Linked DNA regions of Homo sapiens: region 2 is linked to region 1. Evidence: read pairs that join two places in POLR2A ChIA-PET (ENCODE). Cell type or tissue: HCT116. All regions are shown on one strand. Each heading gives the region's core, and the rest is flanking DNA. Links, peaks and the distances in the headings are about the cores only. Region 1 holds the start of LINC01842 (long intergenic non-protein coding RNA 1842). Region 2 overlaps PRKACA (protein kinase cAMP-activated catalytic subunit alpha).

What was found. ChIA-PET counts read pairs that join two places held together with the same protein. Peaks named below come from ENCODE experiments on the same cell type or tissue, not always from the same donor. Only the 100,000 strongest peaks of a DNase experiment are listed, where the experiment ranks them.
Region 2: POLR2A ChIA-PET joins it to region 1 with 5 read pairs; 2 of 35 experiments call an interaction of 5 or more read pairs at or near these places.

The regions. Positions count from the first base shown.
Region 1 is chr19:14,331,907-14,336,286 of GRCh38, reverse strand. All of the region lies in intron 1 of LINC01841 (long intergenic non-protein coding RNA 1841), which reads left to right. LINC01842 (long intergenic non-protein coding RNA 1842) reads right to left here and starts at 2,544. Exons shown (of 2, transcript NR_134916.1): 1 at 2,268-2,544. RefSeq lists an enhancer at 1,847-2,522. In HCT116, for the core only: no CTCF peak of the experiment used is centred there; a DNase peak (open chromatin) is centred at 1,852; H3K4me3 peaks cover 1,700 bases; H3K27ac peaks cover 1,646 bases.
Region 2 is chr19:14,100,807-14,105,186 of GRCh38, reverse strand. PRKACA (protein kinase cAMP-activated catalytic subunit alpha) reads left to right here. Exons shown (of 10, transcript NM_002730.4): 4 at 2,273-2,371; 5 at 4,279-4,361. Among named protein-coding and RNA genes, the nearest start is that of SMIM46, 9.5 kb to the left of the region's middle. In HCT116, for the core only: no CTCF peak of the experiment used is centred there; no DNase peak of the experiment used is centred there.

The sequences.
Region 1 (4,380 bases), core at 66-4,065:
CAGCACTTTGGGAGGCTGAGGCGGGCAGATCACCTGAGGTCAGGAGTTCGAGACCAGGTTGGCCAACATGGTGAAACGCCGTCTCTACTAAAAATACAAAAATCAGCCGGGCGTGGTGGCAGGCGCCTGTAATCCCAGCTACTCGGGAGGCTGAGGCAGGAGAATTGCTTGAACCTGGGAGGCAGAGGTTGCAGTGAGCCGATATTGTACCATTGCACTCCAGCCTGGGGGACAAGAGCAAGACTTCGTCTCAAAAAAAGAAAAGAAAAGAAAAGAATAACTAACACAGGGTGGTTAAGAGCTCTGGAATCAGACAGCCAGGGTTCGAATTCTGGCTTCACCACCTTCAAGCTGTGTGACCTAAGTCATATGGTTTATTGTTACGGTTCCCAGATTTTCTCATCAGTAAAATGGGCCTCTCATGAGGACTCCATGAGGCAAAGTGTGTGAAATGCTTAGCCTTCTGCCAGGCACATAGAGGATGCTTGCTGTTACCATCATTAAGAAAAGCTTTAAAAGAGGCTGGAAACAATGGAGGTACCTGGGCTCTGGGGATTGGCTACATGCATAGTAGAAAATGAAAGTGGGCTGGGCATGGTGGCTCATGCCTGTAATCCCAGCACTTTGGGAGGCCCAGGTGGGAGGATCGCCTGAGCCCAGGAGTTCAAGACTAGCCTGGGCAACATAGCCAGATCCCAACTCTACAAAAACTAAAAAATTAGCCAGGCATGGTGGCACATGTCTGTACTTCCAGCTACTTGGGAGGCTGAGGGGGGAGGATTGCTTGAGCCCAAGGAGGTGGAGGCTGCAGTGAGCGCATATCGCACCACTGCACTCCAACCTGGGTGACAGAATGAGAACCTGTCTCAACAAAGAAAAGGAAATTAAAAGCTGGGTGTGGTGGCTGACACCTGTAATCTCAGCACTTTGGGAGGCTGAGGTGGGCGGATCACTTGAGGTCACGAGTTCGAGACCAGCCTGGCCAACTTGGTGAAACCCTGTCTCTACTAATAATACAAAAATTAGCTGGATGTGTTGGTGGGTGCCTGTAATCCCAGCTACTTGGGAGGTGAGGCAGGAGAATCGCTTGAACCCAGGAGGTGAAAGTTGCAGTGAGCCGAGATCTCGCCACTGCACTCCAGCCTGGGTGATAAGGTGGCTCAGTCTCAAAAAAAAGAAAAGAAAATTCAAGTGCTAAAACTTATATTCATTGACACAGCGTGACCTCTGTGATATATTAATTAAAAAAAAAAGAAAACCAATTTCAAACATCATATATAACCACATCTTTCAAGCACTTTGATCACAAATCAAAGAATTAATTTTTTACATTGCAACGTAGGCCTTCTACCCAGGTTTGGAACTAAAACAAAAGTTTCAGGAAGTCATAGTCATATTTCTACTGTGCAGTGGGTTCTGATATTTTCTAGTCTCTTTTGTTCCATTTTAAAAGGCTGGTCGTTTTTGCAATTACAGTATTTTTCTCTTTAAGGTTCTGGTTAATGTAACCCTGTAACCCAGACTCCCAGTAAAAAGGGTGTCTAGATAGTGACTAAGGAAAGGATGAAGGAAGACAGGGAAAGTGGTATTTCCAATCCACTAGGCTTGAATTTTTTTTTTTTTTTTTTTTTTTTGAGACGGAGTTTCGCTTTTGTAGCCCAGGCTGGAGTGCAATGGCACGATCTTGGCTCACTGCAAGCTCCGCCTCCCAGGTTCAAGCAATTCTCCTGCCTCAGCCTCCCGAGTGGCTGGGATTACAGGCGCCCGCCACCACACCCGGCTAAGAGTGTGTGTGTGTGTGTGTGTGTGTGTGTGTGTGTGTTTAGTAGAGACGGGGTTTCACCATGTTGGCCGGGCTGGTCACAAACTCCTGGGGTTACAGGCGTGAGTCACCGCACCTAGCCTCTTTTTTTTTTTTTTTTTTTTTTTTTGAGACGGAGTCTTGCTCTGTCGCCCAGGTTGGAGTGCAGTGGCGCGATCTCGGCTCACTGCAAGCTCCGCCTCCTGGGTTGACGCCATTCTCCTGCCTCAGCCTCCTGAGTAGCTGGGACTACAGGCGCCCGCCACCACGCCTGGCTAATTTTTTGTATTTTTAGTAGAGACGGGTTTTCACCGTGTTAGCCAGGATGGTCTCAATCTCCTGACCTTGTGATCTGCCGGTCTTGGCCTCCCAAAGTGCTGGGATTACAGGCGTGAGCCACCGCGCCCAGCCTTTTTTTTTTTTTTTTTTTTTTTTTTTTTTTTTTAATATAGTGATGCGGTCTTACCATGTTGTCCAGGCTGTTCTCAAGCTCCTGGGCTCAAGCGATCCTCCTGTCTTGCCATCCCAAAGTGCTGGGTTTGCAGGCCTGAGCAACTGCGCCTGGCAGTGGTAACTCTTGAATGGGGGAAAAGTGGGCACAGACAAGCCCCACGATGGTCCAGCCTCCAAAGCGCAGCCGCCTGGGTCTTCCCCTCCAGCCTCCGGGACAAGGGGAATCTCAGTGGCTGAAACTTCTGGGGATGGAGGAGGAGCGGCATCCGGGGAGGGTGAGCCGAGCCCGGCGTGCGGCTCCGGAGGAGGCTCCGCCCGGCTCGGGTCCCCTCCCAGGGGCTGGGCTGGCGGGAAGGGCCCGGGCTGCCGGGCAGGCAGAAACGGAGCCTGGGAGTCTGCTATCGACCGCCTGGGCGGCGGTAGGGAAGCTTTTAGATCTGCCCGCTCGTCCCGGAGGGGGGCAAGGGCGAGGCTCCCCCTCCCCTAAAGAGCGGAGGCCCGGGGGGTTTCCTGTCACCCCTACAGGCCACCCACCAGCAAGGCTTGCAGGCTAGCCTCCGAACTGAGCCCAAAATCCGGTTGCTGGAATTGGAATTACTTTTCCTGGAACTTTATTGAGAGTTAATTTACATGCGGTGAAGTCCCAAGCCTGCACATATTATTTGCATGCACGACCCCGTGTCCCCACCCCATCAAAGTAAGGAACACTTCCATTCAGACGGCCCAGAAATCAATGTCCCTTCATCCATTCCCCACCCACAGCCACTCCACTGATTTTTTTTTTTTTTTTTTTTTTTTTTTGAGATGGAGTTTTGCTCTTGTTGCCCAGGCTGGAGTGCAATGGCACGATCTGGGCTCACCGCAACCTCTGCCTCCCGGGTTCTAGCGATTCTCCTGCCTCAGCCTCCTGAGTAGTTGGGATTACAGGCATGCACCACCATGCCCAGCTAATTTTTGTATTTTTAGTACAGATGGGGTTTCACCATGCTGGTCAGGCTGGTCTCAAACTCCCAACCTTAGATGATCCGCCCGCCTCGGCCTCCCAAAGCACTGGGATTACAGGTGTGAGCCACCAGGCCCGGCCTGATTTTTCTTTTCTTTTCTTTTTTTTTTTGTTTTTTGTTTTTTGAGACAGAGTCTCGCTCTGTCAGCCAGGCTGGAGTGTAGTGGTGCGATCTCGGCTCACTGCAAGCTCTGCCTCCCAGGTTCACGCCATTCTTCTGCCTCAGCCTCCCGACAAGCTGGGACTACAGGCGCCGGCCACCACGTCCGGCTAATTGTTTTTTGTATTATTTAGTAGAGACGGGGTTTCATCATGTTAGCCAGGATGGTCTCGATCTCCTGACCTCGTGATCCGCCTGCCTCGGCCTCCCAAAGTGCTGGGATTACAGGCGTGAGCCACCGTGCCCGGCCTCTTTTCTTTTCTTTTTAGAAACAGGGTCTTGCTCTGTTGCCCAGGCTGGAGTGCAGTGGTGCAACCATAGCTCACCGAAGCCTCTACCTCCTAGGCTCAAGCAATTCTCCTGTCTCAGCCTCTGAGTAGCTGGAACTACAGGCCCTCACCACCAAGCCCAGCTAATTTTTGTATTTTTTGTAGAGACAGACAGGGTCTTGCTGTTATCCAGGCTGATGTTGAATTCCTGGCCTCAAGCGATCCTCCTGTCTCAGCCTCCCAAAGTGCTGAGATTACAGGTGTGAGCCATAGGGTGGGGCCCACTATCCTGAATTCTTTTTGTGTGTGTGACAGTTTCACTCTGTTGCCCAGGCTGGAGTGCAGTGGCACGATCTCAGCTCACTGCACCCTCCACTTCCCAGGGTCAAGCGATTCTCATGTCTCAGTCTCCAAAGTAGCTGAAATTACAGGCACACGCCACCACACCCCGCTGATTTTTGTATTTTTTGTAAAGATGGGGTTTTGACATGTTGGCCAAGCTGGTCTTAAAGTCCTGGCCTCAAGTGATCTGCCCACCTCGGCCTCCCAAAGTGCTGGGATTATAGGCGTGAGTCACTGCACCTGGCTACTATTCTGATTTCTATCACCTTAGATTAGTTGAGCCTTTTGCAAAATTTCAGATAAATAAAATCACACAGTGTGGTCTCTCTTCCACTCAGCATCATGCATTCTG
Region 2 (4,380 bases), core at 218-4,217, 230 kb after region 1:
CTTTCCATATATTATCAATGTGAAAATATCATTAATGAAACATTTTACATTCCTTTTGTTTTTTTCCCAGTCCTCCATGACTTCGGAAATATTTCCTTTTTTTCTGTACTGAAGTATCTTTAAAATCCAGTGTCTATTGTATGCTTACAACAGTTCTCAACTCTGATGGTAAATTTTTCCTGGAAAGATAAGAAAAAGCAGGGAAGTTGAAAAAGCAGATTCACATGCCCAAGTTGTTCCAACCATGCCTGAAAGTCACCAGTACCTGCATCAAGAGTTTAATTTTTGTTTTGTTTTGTTTTGTTTTGTTTTTGAGATGGAGTTTCGCTCTTGTTGCCCAGGCTGGAGTGCAATGGCATGATCTCAGCTCACTACAACCTCTGCCTCCGGGTTTCAAGCGATTCTTGTGCTCCAGCCTCCTGAGTAGCTGGAATTACAGGCGCCGGCTACCACGCCCAGCTAATTTTTTAATTTTTTTTTTTTTTTTTTTTGAGATGGAGTCTCGCTCTGTCGCTCAGGCTGGAGTGCAGTGGCACGATCTTGGCTCACTGCAACCTCTGCCTCCCGGGTTCACGCCATTCTTCTGCCTCAGCCTCCTGAGTAGCTGGGACTACAGGCGCCCACCACCACGCCTGGCTAATTTTTTGTATTTTTAGTAGAGATGGGGTTTCACCGTGTTAGCCAGGATGGTCTCCATCTCCTGACCTTGTAATCCACCGGCCTCGGCCTCCCAAAGTGCTGGGATTACAGGCGTGAGCCACCACACCTGGCCAGTTTTTAAATATTTTTAGTAGAGACAGGGTTTCACCATTTTGGCCTGGCTGGTTGTTGTTTTTTTTTTTTTTTTTTTGAGACGGAGTCTCGCTCTGCCACCCAGGCTGGACTGCAGTGGTGTGATCTCAGCTCACTGCCAGCTCCACCTCCCGGGTTCATGCCATTCTCCTGCCTCAGCCTCCCGAGTAGCAGGGACTACAGGCGCCCGCCACCACACCCGGCTAATTTTTTGTGTTTTTAGTAGAGACGGGGTTTCACCATGTTAGCCAGGATGGTCTCGATCTCCTGACCTCGTGATCCACCTGCCTCGGCCTCTCAAAGTGCTGGGATTACAGGCGTGAGCCACCGTACCCGGCCTGGTTGTTTTGTTTTTGAGACAGGGTCTTGCTCTGTTGCCCAGGCTGAAGTGCAGTTGGGCTCAAATGATCCTCCCACCTCAGCCTCTGGAGCTGCTGGGACCATAGTCGTGCCATGCCCAGCTAATTGCTTTTGTTGTCCTTGTTGTTGTTTGTAGAGATGGGGTCTCGCTACATTGCCCAGGCTAGTCTCAAACTCCTGGGCTCAAGCGATTTACCTGCCTGGGCCTCCCAAAGTGCTGGGATTACGGGCGTGAGCCACCATGCCCAGCTGGTGTCAGTTTTTTAATTTATATTTTAGATACTTAAAATTTTTGAATTTGGCTCCCCATCCGACCAGCCATATTTCAAGGGCCCAGCATCCCCCTGTGGCTAATGGGGACTGAACTGGGTAGGGCAGGTATAGACTCTGAGGACACAGCTATGTGAGCAAAGCAGTTGACAGCTGACTGAGGGACCAGGCTGGCCACATGTTACACACCAGCCTGACATCAGCCAGCTGTGTGACCTTGGACAAGTCACCTCCCCTCTGTGTCTGGTCTTCCAAACTGGCGTACTCCCAGCATGGGCCTCTAGGGCTTCTATCCTGATTCAGTGAGAGACTGGGTGCCAGGTGCCTGCTCATGGCATCTGCTATTAGGGGACAGCTGATGGCTGAGGAGCTGTTAGCCTGAGGTTCAGGTTGCTGTGTGGAGTGTTCTAGACAAGGGTAAGGCAGGTCCTAAACCCCCCACCTCTTGGGCTTCTCCTGCCTGTCTTTTCAATTTCAGTTCAGCTGCCCCTTCCTCCAGAAAGCGCTGTCTGATTCCCCCTTCCCCAGACCACGCCAGGTACTTTACATGGGCTTCTTGGGGGCTGCTTCTCCACAACCCCAAGATACCCTCCACCACGGCTCTGACCTCTGTGGGGGTAACCCATGTATTCTTTGCCCTGGACTTAGTGCCGTGCAAGGACAAGCAGCCCCTAGCCTCCCTGATGCTGTGTCCTCAGCATCAGCTAAGGGCCCGACAGGCCACAGGCACACAAATGATTCTGGCTGAAGGAACCGGCCTGGCTCCGGCATCCCTAGTTCCAGGCATTAGGGGAAATGAGGCCCCTCTCACCTCCCCCTCCTTTCTGCCCTCCCCTCCTTCCCTTCCCAGGTGGTGAAACTGAAACAGATCGAACACACCCTGAATGAAAAGCGCATCCTGCAAGCTGTCAACTTTCCGTTCCTCGTCAAACTCGAGTTCTCCTTCAAGGTGGGGTCCCAGTGGCCAAGGGCGGGGGGTCACTGCATTGGGTCCCAGCCTTCTGGCCCCCAGGGCTGGGGTCGGAGCTGAGGACAATCAGTGGCTGCTCTCTTTTGTGGAAGAACAAGATCCCTGGAGGAGGGAGATCAGGGGACAGGAGTCAGGCTGGGACTCTGGTAGACCCAAGTTCAGTTCCTGGTCCAGCCAGTTTGTAGTTCGATACCCTTGGTGAGTCACCCAACCTCAGTAACATCCCTCAAAAGCAGCACCTGGTTTATGGTAAGAGCCTGACCCAGGAGCACAAACTCTGCCCCAGGCAGCCGGGGTTCATTTCCCAGTTCAGTACTTCTTGATGTGTGGCCCCGGGCAAGAGACTTATCTCCCCAAGCCTCAGCTTTCTCATGGTAAAATGGGGATCATACCAGTTCCAGCCTGGTGGGGTTGTCATGACAGTTCCAGGCACGTCTTGAGCGCCCTTTGGGAGCCGTTTTGGGTGCCATCCAAAGCTGTGGTCATGAGAAACAGGAAAGGCCACTCAGGGCCAGCTTCATGGACGTTTGACCCAGAGAAGCACAAGGGCCTGTTCTCCGAGGGACCCCACACCTGGTTTAACGCTTTGCTGCTGCTGCTGTCTTGAGATCCGTAATAATTTTTTTTTGTTGAGACAGAGTCTCACTCTGTTGCTCAGGCTGGAGAGCAGTGGCGCAATCTTGGCTCACTACAACCTCTGCCTCCTGGGTTCAAGCAATTCTCCTGCCTCAGCCTCCTGAGTAGCGGGGATTACAGGTGCCCACCACCATGCCCAGCTTATGTTTGTATTTTTAGTAGAGACAGGATTTTGCCATGTTGCTCAGGCTGGTCTTGAACTCCTGACCTCAAGTGATCTGCCTGCCTTGGCCTCCCAAAGTGCTGGGATTACAGGCATGAGCCACTGTGCCAAGCCTAATTTTTATTTTTTTTATTGAGACAGAGTTTGGCTGTTGTTGCCCAGGCTGGAGTGCAATGATGCGATCTCAGCTCACCACAACCTCTGACTCCTGGGTTCAAGCAATTCTTCTGCCTCAGCCTCCCGAGTAGCTGGGATTACAGGCATGTGCCATCACATCTGGCTAATTTTGTATTTTTTAGTAGAGACAGGGTTTCCCCATGTTGGTCAGGCTGGTCTTGAACTCCTGACCTCAGGTGATCTGCCTGCCTCGACCTCCCAAAGTGCTGGGATTGCAGGTGTGAGCCGTGCCCGGCCATTTTGTTTTGTTTTGTTTAAGATAAGGTCTTACCCTGTTGCCCAGGCTGGAGTGCAGTGGCGCAATTACAGCTCACAACCTTTGCCTCCCAGGCTCAAGCAATCCTCCCACCTCAGTCTCCTGAGTATGAGACTACAGGTGCACGCCATGATGCCCAGCTAATTTTTGTATTTTTGCAGAGACGGGGTCTCACTATGTTGCCCAGGCTGGTCTCAAACTCCTAGGCTCAAGTGATCCACCCACCTTGGCCTCCCAAAGTACTGGGATTATACAGGCATGAGCCACCACACCCGACCCTCTGTAATAATTTTTTAACCAGGGGCCATCTTTTTTATTCTGGGCCCCACTAATTCTGCAGCCTATCATGATCCCATTTTACAGATGACAAAACTGTGGCCTCAGAGCCTTACTCAAGCTCCCAGAGCAAGGTACTACAGAGTTCTCTCTCCAGCCAAGGCAGGCTAACCAGGTCCTGACATACCTCTGAGCCAGCCCTCACTTTCACCCATTAACAGCAGGATAAGGGTCGCCCCTGTAGAACATGATTCCTACAGGGAGCCAGGATCGCTGTTGTCATTTAATGTTTGAACACCAGCCGGGGAGGCCCCCAAGGCCTTCAGATCGGGTCCAAGTCTCAGGGGTGGGCCCTTGACCAGCCACTGCTTCCCACAGGACAACTCAAACTTATACATGGTCATGGAGTACGTGCCCGGCGGGGAGATGTTCTCACACCTACGGCGGATCGGAAGGTTCAGGTAAGCGGGCCACCCCCCA